Linked DNA regions of Homo sapiens: all the other regions are linked to region 4. The links are chromatin loops, found by intact Hi-C in ENCODE. Cell type or tissue: Caco-2. All regions are shown on one strand.

Region 1 (5,000 bases), 93 kb after region 4:
AAGAGATTATCACAGTCATTCAAGCCAGAGATGATGGCAGCTAGAACCAGAGTAGCAAGAGAGGAGGTGATAAGAAGTAGTCAGATGCTTGGCTTATTTTGAAGATACGGGCACAGCTATCATGTATCCAGGGCATGAGAAAAAAAAAAAAAAAGAGCAGTCAGGGATAACAGGAAGATTTTTGGCTTGGAGCTGCCATTTGCTGAGAAAAGGCAGGGAGCTGGTTGGATGGGGGTGGAATTGCAGTTTAGTTTGGGACGTGTTAAGTTTGAAATGTTGACCAGGCACCCAGATGGAGTTGCTAAGTACACAGCTGGTATATGAGCTTGGGGTTCAAGGGACACATAGAAGCTGGAAGAATAAATTGGAGAGCCATTGGCATATAGGTGGTATTTAAAGGCAAAAAATAAGATCAGATCATCCAGGGAGTGACAGCAGCTAGCAAAGAAGAGAGGAAAAAGGGCCATGTCTTGAGGCATCGCAATGTATAGAAGTCAGGAAAAGGAGGGGGTGGAGGATCAGATAATGAGGTAGAAGACATCCACGCAAAGGCAGTGCCTTGGAAACCAAGTTGAGAAAGTACGTAAAGGAGGGGAGGAGTGCCCAACTGTGTCAAATTATGCTCAGGATTTAAGATGATGACAATAATAGACCATAGTATTAAGCAAAATGAAGGTTATGGAGGACCTTGCCTGGGCAGTTCTGGAGGAGTGGTGCGGGGGGTGTGAGACCCTTCTCATACAGGGCTCTGGAGGGAAAGGAATAAACAAGATAGACAACTCTTTTGAGGCCATTTTCTGCCTAATCTGACTTTTAGACGGAAAGAGAATCCATGTATTCCTGACTAAACAGATGCCAATACATACTGGAATCCAGAAATCTAAACATATCATATCTTATCTCAAAAGGATAGAACACAAAGCAGCAAGAAAAGTTCACTTAAGTATAAGAGTTTGCTTCACTTACTAGAAACAAAAAGAACCACCCAGAGAAACTGTCTGAACTAGGGATCCTGGTAGAAGAAATACTCACCTAAGTGAGTTGATCAACTTTCTCTAATTTTATATGATGCTAAATAAGCCACCTTTAGTTGTCATTGAATCAGATTTTCCCACTTGTACATTAGTGGTTGGAAAAATAGATTAGCTCAGCCCGATTATGTTATTTGCTAGAAAAGCCACTTATCTCATGAGAACTTTAACCCCAGGGACCAATTAACCTGTTGATTTATCCAGGATCAATACAGGTGATTCTCAGATAAGTCAAGCTTAATGTTCAAGAATCATGACAGAAAACCAGGTGTGTTCATGCATGCCTGTAGTCCCAGCTACTCAGGAAGCAGAGGTGGGAGGATCTCTTGAGCCCAGGAGTTCGAGGCTGTAGTGTGCAATGACTGCATCTGTGAGCAGCCGCTGCACTTCAGCCTGGGCAACACAACAAGACCCTGTCTCTTAAAAAAAAAAAAAATAGAACCCCCAGTGAGCTCAGGAGAGTTAATAAACAAGATGTGCCAGAACCACAGGCCTCCAACCCCTACACCTGCCTGCTCTCACCTTTATCCAGCCAACTATCTAAGGGGAAAGACTTAGATGTGAAAGACTGACTTTAGCTTATCATCAGAAATACTTTTGGACACCCTTCAACAGCTGCTGTCAGACCAAGAGCTGAAGAAAAAAGAATACACAAAGCAATTTCCTTCTCACAATATAGTAGTTTGCTAAGTTATTATAATATAACCCTGTGCAGTCCATTATAACAGAGGGTTAATTTTCTAATATAAGGCACTATTAGCTCTTCAGAAAATACAAGTTAAAACAGTGTCCAGAATTTTTAAGTAGGAATCAGTAAAGGAAGGAATACTTTTACAATTAAAAATTCTTATGGAATGGGAGCAAATTATTCTTAGAGCCGAGAAAGCTGAAAGAGCTAAGAAGGCAGACAATTTTCATCACATTTACTGAATTGAATAGTATTTATTGGATACATTCTTTCAATTTAAGTATTCACTTTGTAGAATTACCTATTTTAACAGAAAACAAAAATCTTAAAATGTGTTGCAAAAAGTCTTTTTTTTTTTTTGGTTGCTTTTTTGATGAGAATTTCCCATTGCTCCAAAAACCAAAATGCAATCAGATATTTTTAGTCTTTTCCTCAAACAGAAACTTTTCACATGAGCTCTTTATGTCGAGAGTAGAAAAAAAATGAACTTTTTGTTCTCTCTGAACATATACACCCTCTAGTGGTTCTAGAATTTAATAAAAAACAAGAATGAGAAATAACTGTATGAGCTAATAACTCAAATTATAGACTCTAGATAGAAAGAATGCCTTAACCCTCATGCAGTGCTGGTAGGAAGGTAAATTAGTAGAGCCACTAAGGAGAATAGCTTAGAGGTTCCTCAAAAATCTAAAAATAGAATTACCTATGATCCTGCAATCCCACTGCTAAGTACATATCCAAAAATAGGAAATCAGAATATCAAAGCTATATCTACATACCCATGTTTACTGCAGCACTATTCACAATAGCCAAGATATGGAATCAACCTAGGTGTCCATAAGCAGATGAATGGAAGAAGGCAATGGAATACTATTCAGCTGTAAAAAAGAATAAAATCCTGTCATTTGTAGCAACATGGATGAAACTGGATGACATTATGTTAAGCAAAATAAGCCAGGCATTGAAAGACAAACATCGCATGTTCTCACTCATGTGGGAGTTAAAAAAATTGAACTCATGGAGATAGAGAATAGAATGATAGTTACCAGAGCCTGGGAAGGGTAGTTGGGAGGCAGGAGATAAAGAGTGGTTGGTTAGGGGGTTCAAAAATACAGTTAGATAGAATAAATAAGATCTAGTGTTCAGTAGCACAATACTGCAACTATAGTTAATAATAATTTAATGTATATTTAAAAATAACTAAAAGAATGGAATTGAAAGTTCCTAACACAAATAATAAATGCTTGTGGTGATGAATATCCTAACTACCCTGATTTTATTATTACATGTTACATGCTTGTATCAAAATATCACACGTACCCCATCAATATGTACAACTAATATGGATCCACAATAATAAAAAATTATAAATGCCTTATAAAAATATTGCAAGGAGGGCATTATAAGAAAATTAGGGTTTGGCATATTAGAATATACTAGTCTGTATATTAAGTTTATCTTTGAATGTTGTCTGGGTATTGGCATATTAGAATATACTAGTCTGTATATTAAGTTTATCTTTGAATATTGTCTGGGTATCTGTGGATTTGACACATTTGTAAAAGTTAGGGGAGAAATTAGGAAACTATTCTGTAAGGAATAATCATAAAGTTATGTAACTCTGAAGAAAGAAATTAAACATCCATTTGTAACATAAAATACTTTTATACAAGCATTCAATATTTAAATGCATTCCATGTTATATAAAGAGTATACTAGCATTCAACATTTATATGTATTTCACTTTATCCTATGTATTCACAGTGTTCTAATACCACAAATTATAGGGCCTTAGAAATCAACCAGTCTGTTTTTCTCATTTTACAGGTAAGAAAATTGAAGCCAGGGAAGGTAAGTGATTTGCTGAAGGCCGCAGTCATGCCATGCAGTGGTAGGATCAGAATTCAGATTTCTTGAATCTCAACAAAATGTTTCTCCCACTACCCCAGACCAATGAAGTAAAAAGTGGTACCCACAGCAAAGACTAAAATCCAGACATATCAATAAATAATTTCATCGTTCTATGACAGAAACTAATAAGGGGACCCAATTTAGATTGGAGAACTTTTCCCTGCAGGCCAAAAAGAGAGTAAGTAAAGGAAATAAGCGGTTCAGGGAGCAGGGAGAATACAAAAGTGCATGAGCTTTCTCACTGCTGAGGTGAAAAAGAGTCCATGTTAGAAGAACTGAAAGATGGGCTGGAGTGTGGGGACCAGGGCAAAGTCCCCAAAAGGCTCTGGGGAGACAGACAGGCCCGCCCAAGCAGGCCATGTAGGTCTGGACTGGGTTTATCCTCACAGTAAAAAAATTTACAGAAGGTAGTTAAGCAAAGGGGGCATGTGACTATATTTTGACTCTTCGAATGTTTTTCCCCTTGAATATGCAAACTACATACACATTATCAAAGTCAAGAAAGTAGTATACATTAAAAATTATCTCCCTCTTATTCCTGTCCTACAACCTCCAAGTTCTCTGTCCAGGACCAAATACCTTAAATGTCCATCAGCTGGAGACAGGCACATCTGCATATAATGTGGCTCTTAAAAGGGAATTAAGAGGAATGAAGTCTATACTCTATTTGGTTAGGAATGCACAGTGTAGAATGGTATGCCTTGCATGCCACCTATGTAAAAAGTGGAAGCATTGTATAGAATGCTACTTTTTGGGTAAAAAAAAAAAAAAAAAAGGAAGAACTGCACATAAATGCTTGTCCATGCGTAGAGTACCTCTGGAAGGATTTGCAAGACAGTGTTGGCCCTTGGGAGGGGAATCAGCGACTGGGAGTTGGAGTGAAAAGCTGACTTAATTCTCATTCGATTTTCTGTTGTCTGTTTGAATCTGTACTATGTGCATGCCTTTTAAAAGCTTAGAAAGTAAACATGTAAAGAAAATCATTCCTCCCAGCTTCTTCCACACATGCTATCTCCCTCTTGTTCCCTTCACCTGCCTGCGGGAAGCTGGCCCAGCCTTTTGCCAGCTGCGCAGCCTCCACCCTCAAATCTGCACTCACTCTCTGATTACATGACCCTAGCCAACCTCCACTTTCTGAATTAATTCTTCACCAATTGATGTTGATGCCTTTTAGAAATGTTACATGCCTCATGGGAAAGCTTCTGCTTGAACTCTGTCCTGCTGATAATTTATTCTAATAACAAATTACATCATTCAGACTTCTGTTTATCACTCTTGCTTCCTATTCTTTCTACTCTGTCATCCCAAGTTTTCCTTGCCCATGGAAAACTGAACAGAAAACTGTAAGTAACTATTATAAAATGTTTATG
Region 2 (5,000 bases), 150 kb after region 4:
TGGCACACACCTGTAGTCCCAGCTACTTGGGAGACTGAGGCAGGAGGATTGCTTTAGACAGGAGTTTGAGGCTGCCTTGAACTATGTTCATGCTATTGCACTCCAGCCTGGGTGACAAAGCAAGACCCTGTCTCAGTTAAAAGAATAATACCAAGAGGAATCCCATAGAATTGTGGCTACTGGATGTAGAGTGGTCAGGGGACAGCGTCTTTGATATGATAATATTTGAATGAGTAGAGACCTGAAGGAAGTGAAGTGCTTGCCATGCACTGTCTGGGGAAAGAGTGTTCCACACCGAGGGGCAAGTATGTGCAAAGTTCCCAAGACAGGGATGTGCTTGGCATATTGTAGTCATAACTGGGAAACCAACGTGCCTGCAGTGTTGGTGAGCAAAAGGGAGAGTAGAAATAGATAAGACCAGAAAAGAAGAGGAAACTAAATCAGTTTTGTAGATCTCTAAATGAGATAAACCATTGGGAAGTTTTCATCCAATGAGGGATATGATTCTCCTGCATAGGTACTCTTGCAGCTGTGTGCAGAAAAAAAACTTTGGGAGTGCAAGAGAGCAACTAGGATGACTAGATCAGAGGCTATTGATATAGATCAACTAGAGAGATGCAGGTGTGGACTAGGCTGATGGTAGACATCAAGTTTGACTGCAAAGATTTTGGCTCGAGCATGGAAAGATAGGGATTCCATTTAATGAGGTGAACAAGACTTGGGAAGAATCAGATTTGGGGTAAAGATCAGGAGTTCTGTTTTGAACATGTTACTTTTGAGATGCCTATGAAGATGTCAAGAAGGCAGCTGGATACCTGAGTATGGATTTTAGAGGAGGACAAGTCCATGTTGGAGGCATAAGTGTGGGATTCTTCCAAGATGGTGATGTTAAATGTCATAGATGGAGAGCACTTAGAGAGGATGGAGTCAGAGAAGAGGCCTAGTACACATCAAACTTTAGCTTTTAGGGTTGAGGAGGAACCAGTCAAGGAGACTGAGAAGTAGTGGGCAAGGAGGAAGGAGGAAGACCTCATGAGACTTCAAGTAGAAAGTATTTCAAGGAGACAATGATCACTTTGGTTAAATGCCACTGGTAATCAAGGAAGAAGACAGCCAAGAATTGAAGACTGAATTTAGCAGTCATATAACAATGGATGGGGGTTATTGGTCCCAGATTCCCTGAAATGAGAAAACCAAGGTTCTGAGAAGTTAAATAAATTGAACAACCAAAATCACATAGCCACTTAGCCCCAGAAATGGGTCCAGAACTAAACACTGGACACAAGCCATCTGAATCTTGTTTCCTGAATCTCAGACCAGGACTTTTCTTCAATAACATGAGGTCATCCTTCTCATGGTAACCGTGATTCATTAGGGGGACTGGAAAAGAATATTAAGACTTTAAACAAAAGGAATAAACTTCAGTAGTAGAATGTCAATGACAGACAATGCTCAAAGGCCCTCAAATCAAATGAAACAGGCAGCCACAGCAACAAGGGAACACCCAAGTATCAAAACACACTTCAACATACAAAAAAGTTTACGGCCCCTCAAAAGAAATGATCTATTCGTTCTATTTTGCTAGATGATTTCTACATACATAAATACCCGAGGCCTGATTACCTTCACTTGGTTTCTTTACCAAATGCCAGAAATGGGGTAGGAGAGGATTTTAGTAAATCAAACTAATGTTTAGGCAGAACAAAGGCACAGGAAAGCCCTAAACCATTTAAGTATTAAAAACTACTTTTAATCGTCCCTACTGCTGCCCTCTAATCCACAACCACCACCAACCTAAGAGGGCTATGATTCCAAGAGCCGACTCTGTTGCAAACCTCCGCTGGACGGTTTTGCGGACTAGGAAGTGAAGATTTCCAGTGGGAGGAAGAGCGAAGAAGAGAAGGAGGTAGATAAGCTAGCGAAAAGAAGGAGGTAGACAAGCTAGCAAAGCGAAGGTGCAGAATAGGAAAGTTACCAGGACAGGGCAGGGAGTTCCTCATGTCCACAGCAGGCCTTGCTCCCCTGGCCGGAGCCCAGGGGAGGGAGACGGAGGAAGGCAGCCACTTTTCCAGTGAGAAGTTGAGCAAGGAGTTGGCACCCGGCCCTCTCTACCTCTAGAGAAAAGGTAAAAGCTAAGCTGGATCGCGTGGTAGAGAAGAGCCCACTTTCAGAGTCCAAGTGGCATTATCTTGGAGTTCAGTGTCTGCCTCCAGGGCTGCAACTAACTCCTCGCGCCTCCCTTGCCGCCTTTCCTCCCTGGAAAGAGGAGGTGAAAAAGGTCCCAGGGCTCGGGTGGGCATGACTGCCTGGCGCAGGCCGCCGGGGGATTACCTGATACCTCCGCGTCTCCCCAGAAGGCGCGGCGCCGCCCTCCAGCCCCACCCGGTCACTCCGCGGTCCCCAGGCTCTGGTGTCTGTCCAATCTCCGGGACTCGACGCCCGAGGCGGCCGCCCGCGAGACCCGGAGCACGAGCCTCACGCTCAACGTTAGGCACTGCTCAAGGCCGCCCGAGGAGCAGAGACACCTACTGGCCGAGCGCTCCTGCGGCGGCTGGGCTGGGCTGGGGGCCGGAGCCCAGAAAACAGGGCTCCGCACACCCCCTACCGGGCGGGCTCCATCTGCGCCCCAGCCGAGTCCCGGACCCGCGTCTTGGCAGGCTCACCTACCTTGAGGTTCCCAGCTCCTGTCATCCTGTGCGCAAGTGATTTCAGCAACCATCACCACAAAACCTAGTCGGAGGGTGGCTGGCTCACAGCCTCTCCACTTTTTCGGAGTTTGTGCCAAATAATTTAAAGACCCTCCCCACCCTTTTCCAAATTCTGGCGTTTGAGAAGGGAAAATCCAAAGGGATGAGGATATAGGAGCCCCTAAGTGCTCTCCCCAGAAGCCAGGGAATTGTATTTCTGTTTCTCCAGGGCCCTGAAGAACCTGGCTTTCTTGTAATTACAAATACCTTTCACTGAAAAGTGGCTTCTTTCCTCCTGCTCCCTGCCCTGTGACAGTCAGTCCCTCCCTGTTCTGTCCTGGTAACTTTCCTGCTCTGAGCCTTGTTCCTGTGCTAGCTTATCTATCTCTTTTTCTTCTCTTATCCCGCTCTTCCGCCTTTTGGAAATCTTCACTTGCTACTCTGCAAAACCATCGGAGCAAGGCCTGCTGCGGACATCAGGACCACTGCAAATATTTTTTTCCAGGTTCTGAGAGGGATGCAGAAGACGCAGGAGCTGACAGTCTAGTTAATTTTTAGCTGACAAAGTCTCTCTCTCTCTCTCTCTCTCTCTCTCTGTCTCCCTCTCTGTCTCTTTCTCTCTCTTTAACACCTATATTTGAGTAGTTTTGTTTCCATCAGCACTCTTGTCTTTCCTTCTAGTCCTTTAATCCTGACTCTCTTCCTGGATTGAACTTAGGGAGGCAAGAGTTTAAATTAGAAGCAGTAAAATTGTATAATAAAAGGAAGAAGACAAACCAGGCCTTGCTTCTTAACAGGATGACTAATACAGTTTATGGATTATCTGGGTAGTTACATGACTAATATTAACCATTAACAATTATTGAGTTCTTAATGCTGACCAGAAACTGTTTTAAGAGCTTTTTTATAATAATAGTAAAATCAGCTCTTATGTAATGTTTTAAATGTTTACATTTATTAACACATTAGACAAAACAACCCTATAAGATGGGTAATAATATTATTCCCTTTTTACAATTGAGGAAATTGAGACAAAGAAGCAGGAACATTTCCTAAGGTCACACAGCTAGAAGTAAGTTATAAAGCTGGAATTTAAGCCCCGACAGCCTGGTGGATCATTCAGGGTACTCTAGAGGGACAGGACTAATAGGATAGATGTATATATGATGTATATATGAAAGGGAGTTTATTAAGGAGAATTGACTCTCATAATCACAAGGTGAGTCCCACAATAGGCCATCTGCAAGCTGAGGAGCAAGGAAGTCAGTCTGATAAAAGGAAACAGGCACAGAGAGGCTAACTAATAGTCCAGGAACACAGAGCTACTAACTTGTACAGGCAAGATTAGAACAAGTGAGTCTGATCCTTAACTAACCATGGGAGGGAGATACTTTTTTCCTACATTCAGCCATACAGAGGGAGAAGGGATTGCCTAAAAAGGGTGTGATGCTTTCATAACCTTCAATTAGTGAGCCCAGCTGGGCTTGGTGGCTTTTGCCTATAATCTCAGCATTTGGGGAGTCCAAGGATTGCTTGAGGCCAGGAATTTGAAACCAATCTAGGCAACTAACAGGACAACATTGTGAGACCCTATCTCTACAAAACTAAAAAATTTAAAAAATTAGCTGGGCGTGGTGATGCATGCCTGTAGTCCCAGCTACATGGGAGGCTGAGGTGGGAGGATTGCTTGAGAACAGGAGTTTTAAGCTGCAGTGAGCTTTAATTGTGCCACAGCACAGCAGCCTGGGCGGCAGAGGGAGAGCTCATCTCTTAAACAATAACAAAAACAAAAACAGCCCCTTGTGTGATGGTTAAACAAATCCAGCCCCTTGATTAGATTGAAGGATGCAAAGCATTGATCCTGGGTGTGTCTGCGAGGGTGTTGCCAAAGGAGATTAACATTTGAGTCAGTGGACTGGGCAAGGCAGACCCACCCTCAATGTAGGTGGGCACCATCCAATCAGCTGCCAGCGCAGCTAGGATGAAAGCAGGCAGAGGAATGTGGAAGGAATAGAATGGCTGAGTCTTCTGGCCTTCATATTTCTCCCGTATTGGATGCTTCCTGCCCTAGAGCATCGGACTCCAAGTTCTTCAGCTTTTGGACTCTTGGACTTACACCAGTGGTTTGCCGGGGCTCTCAGGCCTTAGGCCACAGACTGAAGGCTGCACTTTCGGCTTCCCTACTTTTGAGGCTTTGGGACTCAGACTGACTTCCTTGCTCCTCAGCTTGCAGATGGCCTATTGTGGGACTTCACCTTGTGATTATGAGAGTCAGTTCTCCTTAATAAACTCCCTTTCATATATACATCATAT
Region 3 (5,000 bases), 140 kb after region 4:
CTCATACCAATATTGCAAATATCCATGACCAGCAAGAACTGTGTTTGGATTTCACAGGTGGGATTTTCCACCTCTTGCATTTCACTGGGAGCTAAAGACGGTGCTAAAGAAACAGCTCCAAGGAAAAGTATGACACTTGCCTTCAACATTTAGCTTTTCAAACTGAAGTGTTAATAAAAGTATTTATTAACTTCATTTCCCTTTCTGTTGTGACACGTAGAATGTATCACTTGCAGCAAAATCCATCAGTTAGAACCAAATGATGGTAAGATGAGAAAGGTGGATAACAGATTGTGCTAAATAACTTTATGATTTATAAGAAGCACAATTTCAGCTTAACCTTCTGTGTGAATTAGAAATGTCCAGAGTTATTTTAAACATTGCTTTCAGTGAAACAATACATCTTGAATACCATCCACATAGGTGGTTTATAGACATAAATCATTAACCAGTAAAGGCAGCTGACACACCAGATTTTATAAAGTAACAAGAGACCTGAAAGGGATTTCTAGAGCTCAATCCTAAGATTTATCTATTAATTACACCAAATTAAATGATCATAATTGTATATTACATGGCAGGATGGCTTCTTGCTTAGAAGCATATAATATAAATGTCAATAACATCCCCCATGACATTATCTACAGTGATAACTGTTGTATTCAAATCCACACCGGCCTTCCTGGCCATCTTATGAAGGGCAGCAGCATACTTGGGGGCTCAGTACCCCTCTACTGCTAAGAGCTTACATGCCTGCCAGAAGAGAACCACCAAAGCAATCACTCTGATGGGAGCTCAGTCACCAGTTTACATTCAATAAACTGCTTTTTCTTCCCAATTTTTTTTCCTTTTGGAGGGAAAACACTAAAGGCAATGACATCCACATGTGTTTAAGTGGCTACAGCCACTTCTGGTGTTTATGATCATTAGATGCATGGCTAGTAAATGATATAAATAGTGATATAAAGGTTGTGTCCTAATGAAAATGTCTGTGGACTACTAAAGAAATGATTAACTTTAATTTTAAAAATTGCCTGGATTTTCTAAATAATCCCCTGGGGATGACTGATACAGTCAATTACATTTCAGAAAATCTAATCCTTAGAGTGGTCTCTGAGAGTGATTTGGGAGACAGGCCATATGGAATACAATAGAGAAACGAAAGTCAGAGATTAAAAATTCCTGATATTGTATACTAAGCAGGACTTTAATGATCACCTAATCCAGTAGTCCTTAACTTTTTAGGATGCATTATCACTTTGGGGGATCTGATCAAAACTATAGACCTTCTCCCTAGAGGGAAAACCCCCTTTTTTTTTAGCTTATAATTTCAGACATCTCAGAATCTCTGAAGCTCATCCTTGGACATCAATTTAAGAAACTTCATTTATAGATGAAGCAATTAAGGAGAGGAGAGACGAGTGATTCAACCAGGGTCATGCAGCTTGTTAGTGACAGAGGCAAGATGGAAACCCTGCTTTTCCTGCTCCTTGTCTGCTGTCATCTGCTGCATCAAGCTCTATATGGACTTAAATGTTCTACTAAACCACTTCTATCAACTGGCCAAAGAATGGTTACTAAGTGTCTATAATTAGAATTTATACCCACTAGTACTCTTTCTAATCAAATACAAAATCTTTTTCTCTGTGTGCATTCTCCTAAACCTATTCAGGTCCATGTGAACTCACTCTATCCTCCTAGCCTCCTCCCCCAGCACCACTACTTTCTTAAAACTCCCTCCTTCCAGGGTTCCTGTGATCATCCAGATTCTTCCCACTTCTTCCAGGGTTCACCTCCCTCCCCTCATGTGTGTGTGTGTTTTTAAGAGACAAAGTCTTGCTCTGTTACCCAGGCTGGAGTGCAGTGATGCAATCCTAGCTCAATGAAGCCTCAAACTCCTGGACTCAAGCGATCCTCCCGCCTCAGCCTCTCTAGCAGCTGGGACTATAGGCATGCACCATGGTTCCAGCTAAGTTTTGCATTTTTGGTAGAGAAGGTGTCTTGCTATGTTGCCCAGGCTAGTCTTGAACTCCTAGGCTCAAGCAATCAGCCTGCCTCCAACCCGCAAAGTGTTGGGATTACAGGCACGAGCCACCGCACCTGGTATCCTCTCCCATTTGTTATCTCCTTAGCTGCTACCATTTCTCCTCTCTCCAGGGGTTCCCTAAAGCTCAATCCTACTCTCCTTTATATCCATTCTCAACCTTCTTACTGTTACTTCTATTGAATAGAACTCCTGTGAAAATTGTCAGTACCCAAAACGGAGTCACTTATGTCAAACCCTAACAAAATGCAGTGGGAGGCCATGAAGGAAGGGCCCTCACACATGTGTGCCTGCACCAGGAACTGCCAGAAATGACTTCCTCAACTGGAAATTTCCAGTTAAGCCACTTCTATGAAAACTCTCTCCTACCAACAGCCAGTACCACCAATGAGCAAATGCCACTGCATGTAAAAAGACCTGTAGCCAGTGGTCTTTATTTCAAAACAGGTACATGGATATCTTTTTGCCTTTAAAAGCTTCCTTTTTTTCCCAACTCCCTCGGATACCCTTATGGTCCTCCATAGCAGGCATGTATTATGTATTATGTTGATTGCAGTTCCTTGCTATTCCCTAATAAGCTTGAGAATTAATCCCTGTTGCTCAATTTAGGTTGACACCATTCTCACCCTGTTTACAGAAATACTTCCCAATAATAGTTTCAACAGGTACCTTTATTGAATATAATTTCCTCCCCCTAACCTGTTCCTATTTCCACCCTCTCATCTATGAGGCACTGGTGACTTGAACACTGCTTGTGCCCTGTGATGTCCAGCTCTATATTTGGCACATACATACATAGCAAGAGCAGTATAAATGTGGATTAACTGACATGTGAGGGTTTCCTCACATCTCAGTGAAGATAGTATACAAATAGAAAAAAAAAAGTGAAAGATAGTATACAAATAGAAAATTTAGCAACAATTCTGGTGATTTTATAAGAAGTTTTGCAAATTTGACAAAATTTACTTTTTCAAATGAAGCTTTGCTTTCTTTTTTTGCAAGATAGTATAACTAGTTTTATTCTTTTTTCTGGGCAATTGACTTCTTAAAAGAAGATATACCTCCCCCTCCTGGATGATAACGGTATTTTAAAGACAGCCCTTCCAACTCTATGGTGCATTCTGAAATGTGTCATTAATAAAACTAAGTCGTACATAGCAACAACATCCAGACTGTTAATTATTCAAAGCTCCTCATGTAGATCTAAAACAACAGCACGTTCTAAGGAATTGATCCTTCTTAAGCAGAAGTACATTTTCAGTACTTCAAAAGGAGATATTCAGTAACACCATATGATATTCAGTACTCAATTACAAAAGACTTTCTTCATTAGCTCAATAAATCAAACCACTGTGATAATGAGGCCAGAGTCCTGGATTTGGTTCTAGTTTGGGAAGCTGCTTTGATTGGTTTCATAGCCTCAAGTTTCACACTAACTCCCGGGAGTCATCATAAAATGATTCGTCCTGAGTCACAGGATATCCAGAGTGCCAGAGAGCAAACAGTTCAGTTCTAACTTTCTCCAACTGGAAATCATCCCCCAAAATGCTGGGGCATTAAAAGTGGCTTTGTATTTCTAAAAATTCTTTCACATAATGGCAACCGCCTTCTTTCCTCAGAACCACAAGGCAACTAACAAAGCCCTTTTTTTTGAGACGGAGTCTCGCTGTGTCACCCAGGCTGGAGTGCAGTGGCGCGATCTTGGCTCACTGCAAGCTCCGCCTCCCGGGTTCCCGCCATTCTCCTGCCTCAGCCTCCCAAGTAGCTGGGACTAGAGGCCCCCGCCACCATGCCCAGCTAATTTTTTTTTTTTTTTTTTTGTATTTTTAGTAGAGACGGGGTTTCATCGTGGTAGCCAGGATGGTCTCGATCTCCTGACCTCATGATCCGCCCGCCTCAGCCTCCCAAAGTGCTGGGATTACAGGCGTGAGCCACCGCACCTGGCCAATAAAGCCCTTTTTTAAAAAAAAATTTTACTTTAAGCTCCAGGATCCATGTGCAGAACATGCAGGTTTGTCACATAGGTATACCTGTGCCATGGTGGTTTGCTGCACCTATTGACACGACCTCTAAGTTCCCTCTCCTTTTCCCCTACCCCACAACAGGCCCTGGTGTGTGTTGTTCCCCTCCGTGTCCATGTGTTCTCATTGTTCAACTCCCACCTATGAGCGAGAACATGCAGTGTTTGGTTTTCTGTTCCTGTGTTAGTTTGCTGAGGATGATGCCTTCGAGCTTCATCCATGTCCCCACAAAGGACATGAACTCATTCTTTTTTATGGCTGCATAGTATTCCATGGTATATACATACCACGTTTTCTTTATCCAGTCTATTATTGATGGGCATTTGGGTTGGTTCCATGACTTTGCCATTGTAAACAGTGCTGCAATAAACATATGTGTGCATGTGTCTATTAAAGGCCTTTTAAAGGTTCATCAAGTTATTTACTTTTTGTGACTATGTAAGTCAAACAGTTTTACTAAGTGTGTGTGTGTGTGTGTGTGTGTGTGTGTGTGAGATTCTATCTTAAAATCTGACATTCTACTGAATACAAAAAATTAAGATAATCCATATGAAAAATAGTTTTCAAATTACCTTTTTATTTGGTCTTTTATATCTGGAGCCATGGCAGTCTGTATAAAATCAGGAGCATAGCCCAGGTCCTAAAATATAAAAAGAAATGTATTATTCACTATAAAATATATTTGGCTATCAAAGGCAATAATGCAGACTAGTCAACCTTTTAATGTTTCCAAGGCCATAATGAACATTAAGAAATTGTAATATTTATGTTGTTTGATATGAACTAATCCTATGTGAATTTGAAATATAATCAATTGATGGAAAGATCTGGTATTATGTTCAAGATGCACTAAACTTTCATTACCACCAAAGTGAAAAAATTGGGCTTTAAAGGAACTAAACAAAGTAACCACTTCTCTTTTGTGATCTATTAGC
Region 4 (5,000 bases):
TGCTGCCGTCCGTGTGTCGGGGGAGAGGCGAGCTATCTTCCCTGTGCACCCGCGGCCTCCCACTGCCCACAGCCCAGCACACACGAGGTACTCGGGGAAGAAACAGGGAGACAAAGGCAAAGTAAAGTTCGAGGCTCAGTCCCGGCTAGAACTCCACGCAAACGACTAGGAGCCCGCTAAAGCTCACCCAGCCTGAATTCAATTCTGAAACCAGACTGCTGAATCTCACCCAGCCGTCGGGACGCCCCAGACGGCGTCCAAAGCCTCCAGGGGACGCGCGGACCCTACAACGGCCAGGCAGCGGCCCGGGCCTGCAGCGGTCGTTGGTCGTCGGCGTAAGCGTGTCAGGAAAATAACACGAAATGCAGCACAGGTGGGAAGCGGCCGGAAGGCAGCGGGGGAGAGCGGAAATAAGGCGGAGAGCGCAGGGCGCCGCGGGGCGGAAGAGGCCGCCAGACGCCCCAAAGAGACTGGCCGCTGGGCCCTCACCATGCAGCGCCTGGGTGACGGCGAGGGCGCCTTCTGGCCGGATGCTGCCGGGGCAGGAAGCAGCGTCTCGGACACTTGCCCTCCCACTGCTCGACGGGGCTGGGGAAGGACGAGGGTGAACCCCGCAGCCACCGCCGCCAGCCCCCACTGTGTATTCGGCGTGAGAGTGAGCCGGGCACTATCCAGCCGTTAGCAGTGGTCTGGTAGTGACCCCGTTTCCCCTTTCCCCTCCTCACCCCTTCGGGTCTTCAAATGTTGGTCCTAAATCCCGGGGCCCAACGACCAAAAACCGCCGCCACCGTTTAGGGGACCAGTCGGTCAGAGCGAGGGGGGGTCGTCGCAGGGGGAGGGTAGCCCACCGGGACCGCTCGCGCTGGTCCTCGTGTCTCCACTCGTTTCCCAGCGCGCAGCGCGCGCGGTGGCCTAAGCAGCCCCACGAGGAGTGGTGCCTCATCCAATCAGGGATTAGCTTCGGGGCGGGGCGAGGAGGAGAGAGTGGGGCTAAAGTTTAAATGAGGCTCTTGGGCTAGTCAAAGTGCTTGGAGTGACAGGCATTTCGAGCAATTGGGGTGAAGAGAGCGATTTTTAGGGTGTGGGTGGGCACGGAATAATAAATGAAGGTCCTAGGTGCATTGTTTAGGTGTTTGAAGACGAGGGCTGCAGTGTGAAATTCCGCACTTAAGGGAAAACATAGATGCATCGTAATGGTTCTTTTTCTTGTTTGATGTAGTTTTCTTGTAAACTGCTAGTTTGGCGCAAAACAACCACATATATCCGGTGGACCTTTGAAATTAAGGGCTAGGGGGAGGTGGGTTATAAAGCTAAAAGATGGATTTGCAAATAGGACTAGAAGTATAAAGTATAAGTGGTTTAAATGACAATGACTAAGAAAATGGGTTAGATGAGGAGAACTAGCGATAGGCTTGACGCTACCACTAATCAGCTTGCAGGGACATTTGGCAGAGGCGAACTGCCGAACTGGGTTCTATGCTCTTGTAAAACCAACTTTCACAGATAGGGTTGTTTGGCATTCGGTATGCATAACTTCAGTTTTGCTTCCTTTGAAGACAGCTCGAAATTAAATGCAGACAAGGAAAGAAAAAACCACCTTTAGGAACCAACTATTTATGTATAGATAATATTAGATTCATGGAATATTAGACAATAAAGAACCTAGCTCATGTTGATTCTCTAATTAACAAGGAACTTCATGCCCAGAATATTCACCGAGTAACACAGATCTCCTTATTCCCAACCTCAAGGTGATTTCTTCCACATTAACTCCTAATGTATTTTCTCCATATATTCAAGGAACTAATGAATGTCTACCAATTTAAATTTTGTTAAAGTATATTTTTAATTTTTAAATATACTACAACAGTGAGGAATTAGCAGGGACTTTGGAGCCAGACAGACCCTGTTTAAAGTGGGGATTGTGAGAATAAAATAATATATGATATTACCAAATATTGAGCCAGATGCCAGAAACAATCCTAAGGACTTTTCATATTTTCATTTAATTCTCACAGTAACTTTGGTAAAGTTACTAGCCCTACTTTGCAGACGGGGAAACAGATGCAGAAACCTTAAGTAGTTTGGGCAAAGTCATATAGCAAGTAAGTGGCTCCAGTTTGAAACCTACAGACATAATTGCTATACTATACTGTCTCAAAATACGTCCAGAAACAAGTAGAAAACTTGGCATAGTACTTGATGCACACTGGAAGCTCAACAAATATTTTTTGTAAGCCGTCTGCCCTTTAGTCAATGAATACAAGTGTCATTTTATATAAGATGTATGCATTCAAAATAAAGCAACTAGAAAACCTAGACTGATAGATCTAGTTGGCTTTGTTTGACATGTCACCAATTCTGTACCTCGGGAACTGTGATTGTTATATTGATTACTATTTTTTGCTGCTCTTTTATTTCTCCAGAAAAAGATTCTCCTCATTCTTCATTTTCATGTCGGTACCTTCTCAATTCCTAGTAATTAATTCTAAATACATGTGTTTAAGGTTAAATTATCTGAAATGAGGTTAGGCATATTAGTGGCAATTTAAAACAAGTAATTTCTAGGAATGGCTGTAAGATCCTTAAGGAGTCACTAGGTGGAGATGTTGTGAGGTACAAAGATTGTTCTTGGAAATAGCCTGGAAGGTTGTTGAACATTGCTGGTTTTCTTGTTTCCCTTTTTGTCTTTTTTCTCCCCAAGTATAAAGAAAACCAAATAGACAAGGGCTTCTCAATAGGCATTACAGTCAGACCATAGAACCTTGCCATAGATGAGACAGTGTTGTTTAAAGACCCTTCCCATACTTAACATTGTATGTCATTTTGGTTAGATTTTGTCTAAGTTTTTATTATCCTAAAGTTTATTAATAGGTATACTTTTCAAATGCTATAAAAACTATTGTCTGCATGTACAATTAAAGAAATGACCTTTAACTTTATTTCTCAAGGCTCCCAGAGAAAGAGATCCAAAACACTTTTATCAGCTAGAATTCTTCAGTAACAGATTCCAAATTGGATTTGTTTTAAGATTATTTGAGCTTATGGGAAAAGGTGACCCAAATGAGTAAGAAGGAAGATGATAAGCAATGTAAAGGTGTTTGTGACTAAAAAGAAGTGTCGAAAGATACTTGGCATACAAGGGAGAAAATAGAAGGGGATCTCTGCAAACACCAGAAAGAGAAATAATAGTGACTGTGTGACATGGGAAGTAAAAGTTATCAATAAAAAATTGGAAGGAGCCGGGTGTGGTGGCACACACCTGTAGTCCTAACTACTTTGAGTTAGGCTGAGACAAGAGGATCACTTAAGCCCAGGAGTTTGAGGCTGCAGTGAGCTATGACCGTGCCACAGCACTCCAGCCTGGATGACAGAGCGAAACCCTGTCTCAAAAAAAAAAAAAAAAAAAAGGAAGAGATGCAAAATTCAAGTGGTTAAAAATAGTCTGAATACATGTATTTTCCCCATATAAAATGCAAGCTTTTATATCACTTAGAAGTTAAGATGCAAGCTTTTATATCACTTAGAAGTTATTTTCATATACATTCTGCAAAATACACCCCCTGACAAAGGAAAGAGAAGCAATGGGAAATCTTTAAAATGTTTAACATCCAACTTAGTCCTCTGTTCCATATAAATGAGCCTGTGCAGTGATCTGGTTTATTTTCCATGTGTTGGAGCTTCTTCAGCTTCCTTTATCACTGTGGCAGTGATATGACACAGATCCACCAAAAACATGGCAGCTACTTGCATGTTTATAGAATTAATGATCTACAGCACATCGCTCAGGAACAAGGAACTCTTTAATGTGGTGAATCTTCAATTGAAATGTCATCTCAAACCTGTTTTGGAAGTGTGGATTTGGGGTTTTGTTTTATTTTATGTGTGTAGTAAGTATGTTTATTCTAATTCACTGACCCTTACTTTCTTATCCTGGTTTAATGCATTCTGCCTGACAGATGAATTTGAACTTTTCATTATACTGGAAGGTGAGCATCAGCACCAAGATGACTATATGTGGCGGGAGAGGCGCATTAACATTGCTTTTTTCCAGTTATGGTGATGAGCCATATTTACATCCTGTCAGTGTACCCCCTATGATTAACAACCTCACTTCCCAAGGCAGCAAATCAGAACCTGAGATCTTCTTCACATGTAGCTAATGGCCTATATATGGACCAAACCCATGACCAAGGCCTCAGTTGACATAGGGGCAAACTAAAGGAAGTACTCATAAAGCTAACCCTTTTCAGATTGGTATAAGTTGTTAGTTAACATCAGGATCCACTTATCTAATTATTAAAAATAAATACATAAATAAACCACAATAATAGAAATAGGTGATGCGAAAGGAAATACACATTTTTCTCTGAGAGATCTAGGATTAACTCACAACATAAGAAACTAATATATGTAATAAAAAATAAGTTTCTGATAATGAAGACTGATTAACTTTGGTTGAGAGAGAATGTGATTAAATCTTTCCTGTCTTATCTCACTGGATAAGTTTGGTAGTGTGCTTCCCTGGGTAACAAGTTACAATGAAAACTAGAGCTGTAAGACACCTTAGCAACCATTTGGCTGGGAAAGCTGAAATTAACTTGCCCCAAGTCAAAGAGCCAGTCAGCAGCAATACTGGATCTCCAACTCCTCTCTTCTAACTTTCATTCTGATACTCTGGTTCTCCCAGAAACTTTTAAATTGCATTTTAAGTTTTTTTAAGCCATCATAAATATATTCCATGAAGAAAATTATTTTGGTTGAGGACAACAGGGCCAGCATTGGTTCAGGCACTTCAGTACACCTGGCCATGAAGGATGTGTGAGGCAAAGCACTTTCTTAGGCATGACATTTCTCTCTTAGCACTCCATGGATGGCATCTTCCCTGGATGATTCCAGCTGGGACAGTCCAACTCTGTCATTTGTCACTGCAGAGGAAGCAGAGAGAGACTCCCGTTTGGTGCCCAAGAGGGCACTTTGCTTGCATTTCTCAAATGCAG

The links. Hi-C counts contacts between places; a loop is a spot of excess contacts. Peaks named below come from ENCODE experiments on the same cell type or tissue, not always from the same donor. Only the 100,000 strongest peaks of a DNase experiment are listed, where the experiment ranks them.
Region 1: it touches region 4 in a loop (10-fold over the local background); 14 of 110 quality-filtered maps call a loop at or near these places.
Region 2: a loop joins it to region 4, with 12 times the contacts of the local background. A loop is called at or near these places in 26 of 110 quality-filtered maps.
Region 3: a loop joins it to region 4, with 13 times the contacts of the local background. A loop is called at or near these places in 31 of 110 quality-filtered maps.

Annotation. Positions count from the first base shown.
Region 1 is chr4:154,684,262-154,689,261 of GRCh38, reverse strand. The region is part of intron 2 of LOC124900169 (a long non-coding RNA gene); the gene reads right to left. Among named protein-coding and RNA genes, the nearest start is that of LRAT, 57 kb to the left of the region's middle. In Caco-2, a CTCF peak has its summit at 2,302; no DNase peak of the experiment used is centred here.
Region 2 is chr4:154,624,481-154,629,480 of GRCh38, reverse strand. It overlaps LOC124900169 (a long non-coding RNA gene), which reads right to left and starts at 2,519. Exons shown (of 6, transcript XR_007058343.1): 1 at 2,332-2,519. RefSeq lists a silencer at 2,563-2,692. In Caco-2, a CTCF peak has its summit at 2,574 (motif pointing left); a DNase peak (open chromatin) is centred at 2,530; H3K4me3 peaks cover 975 bases.
Region 3 is chr4:154,636,034-154,641,033 of GRCh38, reverse strand. LOC124900169 (a long non-coding RNA gene) reads right to left here. Exons shown (of 6, transcript XR_007058343.1): 2 at 4,638-4,705. Among named protein-coding and RNA genes, the nearest start is that of FGG, 26 kb to the right of the region's middle. In Caco-2, a CTCF peak has its summit at 3,118 (motif pointing left); no DNase peak of the experiment used is centred here.
Region 4 is chr4:154,777,162-154,782,161 of GRCh38, reverse strand. RBM46 (RNA binding motif protein 46) reads right to left here and starts at 890. Exons shown (of 5, transcript NM_144979.5): 1 at 726-890. It overlaps LOC105377500 (a long non-coding RNA gene), which reads left to right and starts at 289. Exons shown (of 4, transcript NR_188451.1): 1 at 289-373. In Caco-2, a CTCF peak has its summit at 2,608; no DNase peak of the experiment used is centred here.